Linked DNA regions of Homo sapiens: region 2 is linked to region 1. Evidence: read pairs that join two places in POLR2A ChIA-PET (ENCODE). Cell type or tissue: B cell. All regions are shown on one strand. Each heading gives the region's core, and the rest is flanking DNA. Links, peaks and the distances in the headings are about the cores only. Region 1 overlaps BTBD9 (BTB domain containing 9). Region 2 holds the start of BTBD9-AS1 (BTBD9 antisense RNA 1).

Evidence for each region. ChIA-PET counts read pairs that join two places held together with the same protein. Peaks named below come from ENCODE experiments on the same cell type or tissue, not always from the same donor. Only the 100,000 strongest peaks of a DNase experiment are listed, where the experiment ranks them.
Region 2: POLR2A ChIA-PET joins it to region 1 with 7 read pairs; 2 of 35 experiments call an interaction of 5 or more read pairs at or near these places.

What each region holds. Positions count from the first base shown.
Region 1 is chr6:38,386,469-38,391,851 of GRCh38, forward strand. All of the region lies in intron 6 of BTBD9 (BTB domain containing 9), which reads right to left. Among named protein-coding and RNA genes, the nearest start is that of BTBD9-AS1, 92 kb to the right of the region's middle. RefSeq lists an enhancer at 4,446-5,383. In B cell, for the core only: no CTCF peak of the experiment used is centred there; no DNase peak of the experiment used is centred there.
Region 2 is chr6:38,481,241-38,486,623 of GRCh38, forward strand. The region is part of intron 6 of BTBD9 (BTB domain containing 9); the gene reads right to left. It overlaps BTBD9-AS1 (BTBD9 antisense RNA 1), which reads left to right and starts at 356. Exons shown (of 2, transcript NR_144472.1): 1 at 356-546; 2 at 827-1,287. In B cell, for the core only: no CTCF peak of the experiment used is centred there; a DNase peak (open chromatin) is centred at 2,481; H3K27ac peaks cover 1,419 bases.

The DNA of each region.
Region 1 (5,383 bases), core at 308-5,307:
TCACAAATGTGCAATATAGCGCTCACAGGCTCATTTAGCAGGTGCTGAGTGCTCAGAATTCTGGTTCCTGCAATGTAAGGTCAAATTTTAAAATTCTGATCAATATAAATGTAGTAAAATTATAGTGATATTTATATTTGGGATACATTTTCCAGTTTACTCTTTTTTTTTTTTTTTTTTTTTTGGAGTGGGGGGCCAGGGTCTTGTTCTGTCACCCAGGCTGAAGTGCAGTAGTATGATCTTGGTGTTCTGCAACCTCTGCCTCCCAGGCTCAAGCAATCCTCCCACCTCCGCCTCCCAAGTAGCTGGGACTACAGGTGTATGCACAACATCCAGCCAATTTTTATACACTTTTGTAAAGACAGGGTTTCACCATGCTGCCCAGGCTGCTCTTGAACTCCTGAGTTCAATCCATCTGCCCACCCTGGGCTCCCAAAGTGCTGGGATTACAGGCATCAGCCAACGCGTCTGGCCCAATTCACTCTTGTTACCCAAAAGTCCCCTCTGTGTTGGTAATATTACTGGTCCCAATTCCCCATTTGGCCAAAATGTTTATTTGATGCATCTCTAAAGTGACATTCTATATTGTGTAGTAAGAAAGGATGCTTGCAGGTAGAACAAGGAAGCACTTAAGAATTTACTCTTGGACATTCACCTTCCTACAAACTTCAAATTAAACAATCAAATCATGTTTCTTTTTCAACTATGTTTCTGAATATAAATCTGTACATATTTGTTTGTTACAGGGAGAGACTATAGTAAGTCTAGGATAATAAGACAAAAGTTGGCCGGGCACAGTGGCTCACGCCTGTAATCCCAACACTTTGGGAGGCTGAGGCGGGAGGATCACCTGAGGTCAGGAGTTTGGGACCAGCCTGGCCAACATGGTGAAACCCCGTCTCTACTAAAAATACAAAAATTAGCCGGGTGTAGTGGCACATGCCTGTAATCCCAGCTACTCGGGAGGCTGGGGCAGGAGAATTGCTTGAGCCTGGGAGGCAGAGGTTGCGGTGAGCTGAGATCACGCCACTGCACTCCAGCCTGGGCAAGAAGAGCAAAACTCCACCTCAAAAAAACCCAAAACAACAATAACAATAATAATAATAAATAAATAAGACCAAAGCCATATGAAGGCATCATGTATCTAATATGCATGATTCAGCAGTTGGTATCTAGTCAGTATGACAGACACTGTGAGTAATGGCCACAAAATATAACATATGGATCTGCAAGAAACCTTCTAAAAGTATATAATTCATTTTGTTCCATTTATGCCCAGAGGAGAAATCTGCCAATAGATAAATTCTTGGGAAAAGGACTTGCCCAGATGCCAAATACATCCATGCAGAATCATAAAGGAGAAGAGCTAATTCACAGGGTGTCAGACATTTGTGGCAAAGAGGCCTGAAAACCAAGAGAGAAAAATAACGGCCCGCTTCATTAGCATTCTATGTTCTCAGAACTAGGTAGCATCAATTTGAAATGCATGTACTCACTTCACACTGATAGGATATACCAATTCTACCTTCTCAGATACCCTTTCTAATCACAGTCCCTGGGACTGTAGTCTAGAGTGAAATGTAATCTCCAAGTGAAAAATAAAAAATGATGGAATAAGTAATTTCCTCACTCAAGTGAAATCTGGTTTTATGATGCTCTTGCTCAAGAGACATCTGTTAGCACATCTGGATTTAATTGTTCAGATATGCACTTTGTTCCAAGAAAATGCTTCTGGTGTAACTGCCCCTGACAAAAAAAAAAAAAAAAAGTCTACTTTATTACAACAGCTTTGAGGTTCACAGTTTAACTGGCTGGAGCCAGACCATGTTGTTGGTAACTATGGCCCCTCTCCTATTTGACTTGTACAGTAACAGCAGCATTAGCTCTCTAACATTAGGGGCTGTTTTGTTCTGTTTTTAAAAGAAAGTTTGGTATAACTTAGTGCCTGTATTAGCTGTTAGGATTACAGTCTACTTAGACTTTTATAATGATTTGTTTTCAGCTTTATGTGTTCCACTGAAGAGAAGGGAACTAAAATGCTTTGGAATAGGGAGCTATTTGTGTATTTTCTGCACATGGTATATTAGATTTTCCTATCTCCTCACTGTATTACCAGAGTTCATATTGACTGAAAGAAAATATATCAACTGAATTTAGTGTGTTTATAGATTCAATATGGCCATTTTCAAATGAACTGTGTTGAAAATGACAGTGTCCATCAATCCTTTGGCCAGTAGTTTTTTGTATATGTATAAAAACACCTATTCTGTTTCTAAACTTTAACCTTGAAATACTAATACCAAGAACCTGAGGGTCATTTAAACTGAAAACTAAAGTTAAACCTTCAGGACTTCTGAAATATTAAAGTGTCATTACAAAAGCTACATTTAAAAAGAGGTTAACAAATTGTGCTTTATGATCCACTGTCTTACCCTTTCTCAAGAAAGAAATCTGAGTATTGTTATACCACAGGTTTTATACTAGCAAGAGAGCATTTTAAACAAAGGGGGAAAATGACAACAGGACAATAATAATTTATTTTTAGCTCTATGTAATGTACCAAACTCTCTACTAGATCTTCTAACTGTCTTTAACTGGCAGGAAATCTGTGATAATTTATAGTATAGTGATTAATTAATAGAGGTGAGGATTTAACAAAGAATCTTTTAAACTTATTTTCACCACATTTTAAAGACATATATTATATCTATGGCCAAATTTCTTTCTACTTACCCTTGCTGGGAAAGTTTCATTTCCTTTAACTCAATACATAAAATCTGCACCTTTGTCTGTCAGAGAAATATGCTCAGATGTGTTCTGTTTCATGGCTTGATACACCACAATAAATTGTTAATGATACATTACTGCATCAAAAAAACAGGCAAATGCAATACTTTCTTCTTTGTACATTCCAAAAAGACCCAGGAAATTTCAAAATACTCTCTCTTTAACCCTTCAGCATCAAAGATGCCACCAGTAAACACGTATGAAGCACCTGCACTACACATACAGCCCCATGCTGGATGGCGTTGGGTGTTCACTTTCATTCACAACTGACTATGCTTTACAGTCACTTCATGGTATGCAAATATTTTTACAACAAATGTGCTGTAATTTTTTACCACCTTTTTTCAAGAATGAATTACTCAAATGCATAGATATCCAAATTGATTATTGTCAGCTGACATGACACAGAAATGGCACAAAGGATCAAGAAGACTAGCTTACGTGAAAAAAGAAAATATTGAATAAAAAAATCAGCTGTCTTAATTTGGTATGAAATTGCTTTAAAATCCTGGGAACTGTGAATATTAAACTATACCAGTATTGTACATTTTACAGGTTATATTTTCTCTCTGGCTTCTGGTGTCTTAAGCTTTATGTTGGTGATTTATGATTTATATTGTCAGTCAAAGCTCTTAATAAAAATACAGCTTTATGTTATGCAGCTGGGAATAGAATTTCTTCCTTTCTCTCTCCGTAGAGTCCCACATACATATTGAATATATTCTAGTGGTAATTATAAAATACGAGGTTATAGGGCTATCACTGATTGTCATCATATGCCACTCAAACTTCTTCCTGATGGTACAATGAAGTGACTGAAAATACCTCTCTGCTGGTGCCGTCACATATCTCAGAGTGTGCTGCGCTACAACACAGAAGGCTTTCATTCTCCTCGGGATGTAGAGATACTTCCAAAGATTTTCTTTCTTTTTTTTGAGACTTCCTCAGCCCCCTGAGTAGCTGGGATCACAGGCACCTGCCACCATGTCCAGCTAATTTTTGTATTTGTAGTAGAGATGAGGTTTCACCATGTTGGCCAGGCTGGTCTCGAACTCCTGACCTCAAGTGATCCACCCACCTTGGCCTCCCAAAGTGCTGGGATTATAGGCATGAGCTACCTCACCTAGCCCATGTGTAAATTTTTTTACTAATGGGTACATGATCCAAAAAAGTTGTGAGACCCCTGGCATAAAGTTCTCTAGCAATTTCAGGAGCAGTTATCCAATATAAACCCCAGAGAGCATTCTGAAGAAACAATAACAGCTAATGTTCAAGATACTGAAATCTTCATGAACAACAAAAATGAACATTAATAGGTGAAATCAAGACAAAAAGCATGGGAAATCAAAGATCAACCAGACATGGATGCCTAGACAATACCCCCAAATTCAGGACATTACACAACTCTAAGGAACATGCACAGTATCACCTACATTGTCACCACTGCTTAAACTGATACATGGCTCCACTCTCATTACAAAGAGGTAGATGGTGATGCTTTAGTCACTTCTTTAATACAATCGTAAGCAATTTAAAGAACTGTACTTTTTTGCAAAAATTATATCCACTCTACATTTTGGTGTTATAGAACAACAGTGACAGTCAACATCTTTACTTAGCAAAATTCCTTTTGGAAATTGCACTGGTCTGTGAAATCCAAAAGTCTGGGAACTCCTGCTTTAGTACATACCTTCCACTCTAGAAAAGACCTTAGGTCTCCCTAATTTACTCTATCATTCCTGCTTTTATATGCTTATACTTATTGTCTCCGTAATCCTGGAATATCAAAGCTTCAAATCTTACCCATTTTTAAAGACTTCACGTCTTACTCATTCATTCAGTCAGTTTACTCAAATATTTACTGAATATCTAAGTGGAAGGCATCAGGCTGAGGGGAACAGAATTTGGGTGAGGAATGTGTGCCAAGATGATTAGCTCATGAACCTTACTCTCAAAGGTTTTACATACTATCCTTTTTATCAAGTCTTAAGTTACAAATTTGGTTAACAATTTCCTAATCACATCATCTGTTAATAGAATGATGAAGGGCCACACTATTTTAAATCAGAGCTGCTCTGGAAAATCTAGCACATATAGGTCACAGTACCCATTACATGATACACAGTCTCTTGGAGAAGGCTTTTTGGATGAGTCACAGCTTTAAATAGGAAAGAAGGCAATAATGAAGGTCATACCTGAAGTCAGATCAGTGAAGCAGAGCTTCCTATCTTCTTACATCTAAGAACTAATGTCAACAAATCTTCTGATTATTTTACCAAGAAAGAAAATGCTGTAATGATTAATTCTCTTTTAACTAATCTTTTTGATACCTCAAACACCAGAGTGGTTGTTTCTGAATAAAAACTTGCTTGTTTTTCTTTTTTTTTTTTTTTTATAGCCATTCTCTCTCTAATCCTTACCCTGCTGAATTTAATTGCCTTGGCAATGCCAAAACAATGTCTGATCCTAATAGGTCAGCATTGATCACTCTAAACCAATTGGTTCCTTCATTAGCAAGAAAATGAAGTAAAGCGAAAAGGCAGGTGGCTCCCGAACAGGCAGCTGGGTTTTTGCTCCTCTTACAGCGCCTCTCTCT
Region 2 (5,383 bases), core at 180-5,179, 95 kb after region 1:
TAGCCCTTCTTCAAGGAGACAACCATAGCATCATATAATTCAAATTAATTCCTTTCTGAATGAGAGCTGAGTAACAAAGACAAAACTTGGCAAGATGGCACAGCACAGTGAGTGCAAAATTGTATTCCCAGTTGATACTTGGTGAGATGTTAGGTTGTCAGCTTAATGTAAAATAAAATGAGGCCGCACATCGTAAAGTGTTTTGAAAAGTAAAAATCCAAGGGAGATAGGAAGGCAGCATTTTAATGAGTCTAGAGAAAATGAATTCCAGGGTGAGCAGCTCTGCTCACGACCTCTTTTCAGTTGGTATCCCATAGGCCTCTGGGAAGCGGGGCACATGAGGGAGGGGCCAGTGCCTGCCTCCACACTACCCCCTCTCCCCTAATGAGGCTGGCAGCACCATTTGCTAGCACCTGGCAGATGAGAGAGAAAGAAAACCTGGTGTGGAGACCCCCATCCATTAAAGGCAAGAGAGTGAAAAGTGGGAGAGAAAGCTCCCAAGTTCAACAGCAGTGACCTAGGGTCATGCAGTGAGGACTTACAAAGGTATAAAAGCTTCTTTATTCAGGTGGTTCCTTTCAGCGCAACTTATTTGATGATGCTTAATGCAGGCAGTTAAAAGAACAGTTCAGTTGGATATAACTTACAGTACGTCACACAAATCTGGAGTGCCCAAGGAACATTAGTTTCAGGGAACACACTGAGATTATAACCAGCCTTTTTGCCAGGGGCAGCTTGTAACTCAGAAAGTCATGTTTCATTTAGGATGTGCTGTATAATGTTGAAGGGGAAAGTAACTATTTTGTTTTGTTGTGTTTCTTCCCAGTCCAAGAAGAAAGCATTTGGAGAAGTGCTACACATGCTCAACTGAACTTCCTGTCAAATTGTTCTCACTCGTTTGGGCACAAGTCTGCTTAAGCCATCTCTCATTAACATTTACTCTTGCCCGAAGCCCTCTACGCCCCCAACCCCTGCTAATCTTCCACAAGCAAGCTGATCACACTGGGATCTCCTTTTCCCAGACACGTTTGATTCTCACTTTCTCCTGAACCTAGAAATGTGCTTCCCACCAAAGCATGCCAGGCACTAACTCGTCCCTACTGAAAGGGGCTGTTAAAAGCTCATCTTCTTTCCAGATGGTAGTGAGGTGTGAGGTGATCCTTTCTCTTTCTTTTTTTTTTTTTTTTACTTTTAGCTACCCCTCAATTCTGGTGTTCAGTAACAATGTATTCCACTTAAAAGAGAGAAATCATATTAATTATTCTAAGATATAAACACTTAATTTTATTCATGCTCTTGAATTACTTTCCTTTCTACCGCATGTTTGTGTAGCTGTTATATGAGTCCTTTCTACTGATGTAGCTGTCATTCCTTCAACTCAGTTCTTGCCAAACACTGAGCTATGTCTGGAGATACAAAGATAACTACTCTTGTTGAAGAGATGCCAGTTTAGTGGGGGAGACAGACATGTAAACAGATCTGTATCTGAGATAGATGGCCTGGGTAGGAAAAGAATATATATAGCACAAATAACTCAGTGGACCTGCAAAAACAGAGCTTGAGGCCATGATATACCACAAAGACCCACCAAGGCACAAGCACTGTCAACATGAAGGTAAGGCTTCCATTTTTGCCTCTTTCAATCTGGGTACATCTATTCTACATACTCTGCCTTTCCTCCTGTTACAGGAAAAGAAGGAACCTCAATTCTACCTAAAGTCAATCTTCTCCTTGAGCTAGAGATCCAGCCCCTCTCCCATAATGAGGTACACGGCCCCTACAAAGATCCACTCTCCTGCATTATCAAATCCTCCCTCCCTGTGGTATCATTCCAGTCCACACACACACATACCTTAACATCATCCTCCCTTGACCCTAGGTCCCCCTCCATCCTCTTCATCATTTCTCTGCTTCCCCTCCCAGTGATACTTTATCTTCTACATGTATTGCTACCCCTATTCCCTCAGCCTCTATTCCCTTCTCCCTTGACTCCACTGAAATGGCTCTTAAAGGACGCCACTAAGCTCTATCTTGCTACAACCAGGAGTCGATTTTCTGTTACCTACTGCCCTCTCCCATCTCCCCTCCTCATACCGAAAGACTGACTTTTTAAGACTTCCATGAAAATGTTGTCCTTGTTTTCTTCCTGCCTCACTGGCAGCTCCTTCCCAGTCTCTTGTATTCACTTTTCCTTGCCCACCTGCTGTCTGGTCTTCCCTATAGTCCATTCTCACACTAGATCACACTAGAGTTATCTTTCAAAAATCTCAACTACCATCACCTGGTTTAAACCCTTCTATGGTTTCCCATCATCCTTAGAATTCGACACTATCAAGTCCCTGTAGGACATGGCTCCTGTCTATCTGTCTGCCCTCATTGCTAAACATACCTTCCTCCCAACACCCTACAGACTATCTACCCACCAGATTTCAGAAACACATGGCCTTCTTTCTGTTCCTCAAAAACCCCAAGCTAGTTTCTACTTCACAGCCTTTACTCTTGCTGTTCCCTAGCCTGGAACACTTCTCCCTTAGATTGCTGCATAGCCAAGCCAACTTCTTGTAATTCAAGTTTTGGCTCAACTCACTTCCTCAGAAAGGCCTTCCCTGACCGTTCTGCTCAAGTGCTCCTTCCCCAAACTCAACCACTGGCTAGCTTATTCCCCCATTCCAATTTTGTCAAACTATGACTAGTCAGTATCACATTTATTTCTTTACATCTCATTTTTCTCTCTCTCCTACTACAATGTAAACTGCGTTAAGCAACAACTTAATCTCGTTTACTGCTATATGTCTACTTCCAGGCACAGTGTTTAGTATATTGTGGGTGCTCCGTAAACATTTTACTCAATGGATAAATGAAATGACGATGAAATCCTTGTTTAGAATCCTGTGTTCAGCTCTTTGCTCTTCAACTGTAGACATGCACAGAAGCATAAAGGTGAGACATAATAACTAGTGCACAGGGAAATCAGACCTATGAAACTAGAACTAGAATTACTAAGGAAGTGTTATATTTTTATTCTTCAGGGGTAATCATTAGTTGTTTTTTAAATGTCTAATGAGGATTAAATAAAAAGAAATGGATTAAAGGTTCAGCAGATGGGCAAAAGTTCTAGAGTAGATAAAATGTGGGTTAGATTTATAAAAACACTTCCTGGGACTGACTACTATTTGAGATTATAATCAGTTCCTGAAGAAGAATACTGGATATCTTTTTAAAACAAAAAGAGATAACAGTAATCCTTTATCAACTGAGTGCTTCCTTTGTACCAAGACCTCTGCTAAGGCTGTTTTACAAGCCTGATCTCCTTTGACATTTGTAGCAACCCTATGAGACAGGTACAGGGATAGCTGGGAGATGTCATGGGTTCAGTTTATGACCACACAATAAAGCAAGCCACACAAATCTTTTGGTTTCTCAGTGCATATAAAAATTACGTTTACACTGTATGGTAGCCTATTAAGTGTGCAACAGCATTATGTCCAAAAAAAGTACAGATTATTAATTAAAACATACTTTATTGCTAAAAAATGTTAACAATCATCTGAGTCTCAAGTGAGTCATAACCTTTTTGCTGGTGGAGGATCACGCCTCAATGTTGATAGCTGCTGACTGATCAGGGTGGTGGTTGCTGAAGGCTGGGGTGGCTGTGACAATTTCTTAAAGTAAGACAATGATGAAGTCTGCTGCATCTATTGACTCTTCTTTCATGAAAGATTTATCTGTAGCATACGATGCTGTTTGACAGCATTTTTACCAATAGTAGACCTTCTTTCAAAATTGAGGTCAATCCTCTCAAACCCTACTACTGCTTTATCAACTAAGTTTGTGTGACAGCCTAAATCTTTTGTTCTAGAATCTACCATTTCAACAATATTCACTGCATCTTCACCAGGAGTAGATTCTATCTCAAGAATTCTATCTTCACTTTCTTTGCTCATCCATAAGAAGCAACTCCTCAACCATTAAAGTTTGCAGCAATCCAGTCATATCTTCAGACTACACTTACTGCTGTTAATATTTTGACCACCTCTCACGAATCACAAATATTCTTAATGGCCTCTAAATGGTGAATACTTTCCAGAAGGCTTTCAATTTGCTTTGCCCAGATCAGAGGAATCAAAAGAATTTGCCATCAAAGGAATCACTATCTATAGCTATAAGCTATAGCCTTACAAAATGTATTTCGTAAATAAGACTGGAAAGTTAACATGATTCCTTGATCCACGGGCTGCAGAATGGATGTTGTGTTAACAGGCATGAAAACAACATTCATCTCCTTGTACAGCTCCATCATAGCTCGTGGGTGACCAGGTACATGGTCAATGAGCAGGAATATTTTGAGAGGAGCTGTTTTGTCTCAGCAGTAGGTGTCAGCTGTGGGCTTAAGATATTCAGGAAACCATGCTGTAAACAGATGTGCAGTCATCCAGGCTTTGTTGTTCCATCTACAGAGCACAGGCAGAGTAGATTTAGCATAACTCTTAGGGCCCTAGGATTTTCAAAGTGATAAATGAGCACTGGCCTCACCCTAAAGTTACCAGCTACATTAGCCCCTAACAAGAGAATCAGAAATGTCCTTTGAAGCTTTAAAGCCAGGCAGTGACTTCTCCTCTCCAGCTATTAAAGTCCTGGGTGGCATCTTCTTCCAATAGGAGGCTATTTCATCTATCTTGAAAATCTGCTGCTTAGTGTAGCCACCTTCGTCAATGATCTTAGCTAGGTCTTCTGGGTAACTTGCTGCAGCTTCTACACAAGCAGCTGCTGCTTCTTCTTGCATTTTTATGTTATGGAGATGGCTTCTGTTCTTCATCTTATGAATCAACCTCTGCTAGCTCCAAGATGAATCAACCTCTGCTAGCTCTAAGCTTTTGTTTTGCACCTTCCGCACCTCTCTCAGCCTTCACAGAATTGAAGAGTTAGGGCCTTGCTCCGAATCAGGCTTTGGCTTTAGGGAATGTTGTGGCTGGTTTGGTCTTCTATCCATACCCACTCAAACTTTCTCCATATCAGCAATGGCTGCTTTGCTTTCTTATCATTCCTGTGTTCACTGGAGTGCTTGGACTTTCCTTCAAGAACTTTTCCTTTGCATTCACAACTTGGCAAACTGTCTTAAGAGGCTTAGCTTTCAGCCTATCTCAGCTTTCAACATGCCTTCTTCACTAAGCTTAATCATTTCTAGCTTTTGATTTAAAGTGAGAGAGATGTGGCTCTTCCTTTCACTTCAACACTTAAAGAGACTACTGTAGGGTTATTAACTGGCCTAATTTCAATATTGTATCTCAGGGAATAGGGAGATTGGAGGACAGGGAGAGATGGGGGAACAACCAGTCAGTGGAGCAGTCAGAATACACACATTTATCTATTAAATTCTGTCTTC